2 separate regions of the Homo sapiens genome follow, and region 1 is linked to region 2. Evidence: read pairs that join two places in POLR2A ChIA-PET (ENCODE). Cell type or tissue: PC-9. All regions are shown on one strand. Region 1 overlaps SYNE2 (spectrin repeat containing nuclear envelope protein 2). Region 2 overlaps SYNE2 (spectrin repeat containing nuclear envelope protein 2).

Region 1 (2,500 bases), 110 kb before region 2:
ACTCTGCCCAGTACCCAGTCCTACTTAGCTGGTATCCAAGTTGCAAGGCAAAGTCCTCTTTACTCTTCCCTCCCCTCTCCTCAAGTAGAAAGAAGGGGTCTCTTTTGGAACTGTGAGCTGTGGTTCATGAGGTTGGAGGAGGGGTAATTCCAAGGACTCCCTTAGCTGCCTTGGCTGGTGTCTCACTTGGTCACATGCCCCAACAAGTCCACTGGCTCTGATTGTAGCACAGCACTAGGACTTACCTAGGAGTTGCAGTCTCTGTGGTCTCGACAACCTTTCAAGTTTATTTAGAACCCCAGAGTACTTTAGCCCAAGGTGGCGAGGCTTGCTGCAATTCTAGTTTCAACCACTGGGATGGGCAGTTGCCCTCTGGCTAGGGCTAGTCTAAATGCTTCATGGGTGCTGGCTGAGTTTTGTCCTATGTTGGCAGCACTGCATTCCAATGCAAAGCTCCCCAGTTGCTGCGCTTTCCCTCCCCCACGTGCACGGATTCTTTCTCCCTGCCATGCTGCTGCTGCTGGGGGATGGGTGAGGAGTGGCATCAGCAATTCAAGACTGCCTTTTTTATCCTCTTCCATGCCTCTTTCAGAGATATGAACTAAAAACTAGTTACTGTGATTGCTCTCGTAATTTTTGGTTTTTATGAAGTTGCTTTTGTATGGAGATAGGTGTCAAATTCGGTGTTCCTGTGGGGAGGATGATCAGTAGAGGCTTCTATTCAGCCATCTTGCTCCTCCTGCATACCTCACTTCATTTTTTCAAACCCATCATTATGACTCTGAGGTTTATTCATGTTCTTAGTAAAATTTATTTACTTAGCTATTGATGGACATTTGGATTGCTCCCAGTTTTTGCATTCAGAAACAGTGCTACTTGGGAAAATTTTTAAGTGTAATAACTTCCCTTGGGTAAATATCTAGGAGTGTGATCATTCAGAACAAAAGGTTATGTACATCTTACATTTTTAATGCCAAATGATTTTGCCAATTTCCACTCAAACCAGCAGCATATAAGTATTCCAATTGTCCCATATCCTTGCCAACATTTGATATTGTGAGACTCAATTTTTGCCAATCTGATGAGTAAGAAGAGGTATTTCATCGTGGTTTTAATTTGCACTTCTGTTACTGCTAATTAGTTTGATCTCTTTTTTTGAATGCTTATTGGTCATTCATGTTTTCTCTTCTGTAAAATGCTTATTTAAGCCTTAACCCAATTTTATTGGTGGTTTTTTCTTACTGATTTCTAGGAATTCTATATTTTAGAGAGTGGTCCTTTATAGTTATATGTGTTACAAATATTCTTGCAGAGGGAGTTTTCTATTAGACACCCATCCTGGGATTGGCTCCCAGCTTTATGGTCTGTCCCCCACCTTTCAGTAGGAATCAAAGAAAATTGAAACTCAAGTGCCCTCAAGGCAAAAAACTGGTCCTACAACTTTGCCTATTTCTGTATATTTCCATTTTACAGTTTGACTCCCTAATTCCTTGTCAATTTATTCATGCGTTTTAAGAGTTGTTTTTTAAGAATAATTTGATATAGAGTTTTTAGTTACATTCAATGGGGGATTTAGGCTGTGTCTGTTTTTGTATGCATAATTTTAGTGTTTTAAAATATATATGCTATATATAAAATATCAAATATCCAGCTTTATTTTAAAATTTTATAACAGTTCTTTTCTTGATTGTAACAAATACTTTCTAAAAGTAATGTAATTACTCTATAATATTGTATACGATGAATTGTTTTAATTTCTTAATCATACCTTTGTTAGATAAGGGTATTCCAATGTGTGATGTTTTAATTAATAGTCTAGTGAGTAAAGATGTTTTACTGTGCAAAAGATTTAGGATAAGCTCTATATGTTTAGGATACAGTTCTTAAGGTAAATTGCAGAAGCTGCATTAATGGGTCAAAGATGGGAATAGTTTTAAGACTAAGTGGTTTTCCACAAGAATTGTACCAATTTACAGCTCATCAGTGTGTTTGAGAATGCAGTTTTCATTTTACTGAAGTGAACTTTAAAAAAAAAAAATCTTCATTTTAGAGGACGGCCCTTGCTTCCTTTTCAAGTTTGCATTTAAACCCATATGCAGGTCCCTTTGGGAATAAAAACTTCTTGGAAAACATTTTAAAATGCATTGCCTAGCAAAAACGAAAGTTGTCATATCTTTTCTTAAAAATTAAGTGTGGAATATTTATTCTGGGAAATTTTGAATTTATTGTGTTAAATAAAATTTAATACCACTTTTTTTCTAACTGTGACTCACTAGGTATCTTGAGAATTACAAATGCTATAGAAAAATGGAAGAGGATATTTACACTAACCTCAGCAAAATGGAGACAGTTCTTGGACAGTCCATGTCCTCGTTGCCACTGTCTTACAGAGAAGCTTTAGAGCGCTTGGAACAGAGCAAGGTAATAGTATTGGCAATTAGCCAGTAAGTCTGTGTGCAAAAAATTGCAGAACAAACTGGCAGAGGCAGCAGAGAATGTG
Region 2 (2,500 bases):
CGCCTGGCCTAACTCACCCTTGAGCACAGTCATTTTTATGCCATTCATTACTGTCCTATTTTCCCTCAGGCCTAGAAAAAGTAGGATGACATAGGGATCTCTTTTAGTAATACGTCAGAGTAATTTGTAGTAGATGTTTTTTCATAATTACCGTCAGTGAACTGAAATAATCTAGAAATTGGCTGTTGTGATTAATTGAATTTTTCTGGTTAGTTTAATATAAAAAAAATTCTATTATGCATTTTTCTTTACCTTCGTAAGTTTAGTTTAGTAAACATAAATGACTGAAAGAATTAGATCTGGTCTTGTAACTCTCCTAGGAATCAATATTCATAACTTAGATCAGCAGTCAACAAACTGTGGTGCACTGTCCATCACTGATTTTTTTTTAAATAAAATTTTGATGGAACACAGCCATGCCCTTTCATTTACATATTGTCTATTATAGTTTTCACGCTACAAGGGCAGAGTTGACTAGTTGCTACAGAGACCATATGGCCCACAAATGCCTAAAATATTTATGATCTGCCCTTTTACAGAAAAAGTTTGCTTATCCTGACCTAGAATATTACAGCAGAGTTCTGTAGTGGTAACTTCAATATTGTTAAGGATGTTTGCTTGTCAGCTTAGAAGCTGTCGCTGGAATATCTTTTTAAAAATGAAATTTTGATAAGTTTGCTTTCTTGCAATGTCATGTTCTATCAAAATATGGGTGTTTAAGTCCCTTGCTCTGCTAGAGTTATTTTAAGAATCAAATTTTCATCACTCTGTGCTTGACCTGTTTGTTGAAGGCCAGGTTATTGGCAGACTAAATGGGACTTAAAAGCCCAGAATTGGTCCTTTTTTAAAAAGCATGTTAGGCTGGGTGCAGTGGCTCACGCCTGTAATCCCAGCACTTTGGGAGGCCGAGGCAGGTGGATCATCCAAGGTCAGAGTTTTAGACCAGCTGGCCAACATGGTGAAACTAAAAATACAAAAATTAGCCAGGTGTGGTGGCAGGCACTTGTAATTCCACCTACTTGGGAGGCTGAAGCAGGAGAATCGTTTGAACCCAGGAGGCGGAGGTTGCAGTGAGCCGAGATCATGATACTGCAGTCCAGCCTGGGCGACAGAATGAGACTCCATTCCGAAAAATAAAAAATAAAAAAGCCTATTTTCTGTATTCTTCGGTGACAAAATCTGAGATAACTTTCTATTTCCTGGGCTGTTTGGGTGCTGGCCGTGTTGCAGGTTGGTATTCTAGAAGGCACAGCATTGAGATAGCTGAATTCAGGTCCCACTCTAACATTAGCAAGCTGTTTGACTGTGGGCAAGTCATTTGCCTGTTCAGGCCCCAGTTTTCCTTTATCTTTGAGGTAAGGAGGGTTTTTTGTCATCTAGATATCTTATTGGCATCCAAAAACCTGTACTTCAATTTTTTAAAAATAGAATCATGTGCTGGCACTGACAGCCCAATCACCTGATATTGAACATTTGAATGAAGTGAGCCTCAAGCTCCCACTTAGTGACGTAGCTGTGAAGACGTTACAAAATATGAACCGGCAATGGATTCGGGCCACGGCCACGGCACTGGAGCGCTGCAGGTTAGAACATCCCTTCTCTGTCGTTGTTTCAATTAAGGTAAAATTAACGGCTTCAGCTCGGGAATGGCATTGTTAACATGGGTGTGTTTTGTTTTAAACCTTTGTAGTGAGCTTCAGGGAATTGGATTGAATGAAAAGTTTCTTTATTGCTGTGAAAAGTGGATCCAACTTTTGGAGAAGATAGAAGAAGCACTCAAAGTGGATGTGGCTAACAGCCTTCCTGAGCTCCTGGAGCAGCAGAAAACCTATAAGGTAAACCTGTGTTCTCTGCCACCCTTGAACCGCTCATCTGGGGCAGGAGTCAGGGAAAGATAGCTTTAAATAAAACACAGGGAGTGTACCTATCAGTCCCTAAACACAGAATGTATACCTTTAAGCAAATTCAGTTGTCAATTGGTCATTTGTAAAATTCTTGTACGTTTCATAAATTTCAACATTTACTGCTCTATTTTATTAGGGAGAGGACTCCTAGATTTTCTGCAGTACATGGAAGCTTCTAGTACAACTTTGCTTCCACAAAATGCAAACATTATACCATTCTATCAAGAGTATAATAAAATACTTCGACTCATGTTTGTATTTTCACTCAATAATTCTCCATAGTATTAAAGCACCTGGTATAATTATAACTGTAGCGTTAATAATTTCACAGGAGTTTCCTCAGTGCTTATGCTGACATGTATTTGAAAATACTCCTGGTGGTTATAGGCAGATCCTGCTTTTTTTGGTGGGGGGAGACAGAGTCTTCCTCTGTCACCCAGGCTGGAGTGCAGTGGCGCAATCTCGGCTCACTGAAACTTCCACCCCCCAGGCTCAAGCAATTCTCGTGCCTTACCCTTCCGAGTAGCTGGGACTATAGGCATGTGCCACTGCACCTGGCTAATTTTTGTATTTTTAGTAGAGATGGGGTTCACCAT

What was found. ChIA-PET counts read pairs that join two places held together with the same protein. Peaks named below come from ENCODE experiments on the same cell type or tissue, not always from the same donor. Only the 100,000 strongest peaks of a DNase experiment are listed, where the experiment ranks them.
Region 1: POLR2A ChIA-PET joins it to region 2 with 11 read pairs; 3 of 35 experiments call an interaction of 5 or more read pairs at or near these places.

The regions. Positions count from the first base shown.
Region 1 is chr14:64,060,475-64,062,974 of GRCh38, forward strand. SYNE2 (spectrin repeat containing nuclear envelope protein 2) reads left to right here. Exons shown (of 116, transcript NM_182914.3): 50 at 2,277-2,421. Among named protein-coding and RNA genes, the nearest start is that of MIR548H1, 33 kb to the right of the region's middle. RefSeq lists an enhancer at 1-392. In PC-9, CTCF peaks have their summits at 317 and 519; a DNase peak (open chromatin) is centred at 1,417.
Region 2 is chr14:64,165,805-64,168,304 of GRCh38, forward strand. It overlaps SYNE2 (spectrin repeat containing nuclear envelope protein 2), which reads left to right. Exons shown (of 116, transcript NM_182914.3): 91 at 1,429-1,583; 92 at 1,691-1,835. Among named protein-coding and RNA genes, the nearest start is that of MIR548H1, 72 kb to the left of the region's middle. In PC-9, no CTCF peak of the experiment used is centred here; no DNase peak of the experiment used is centred here.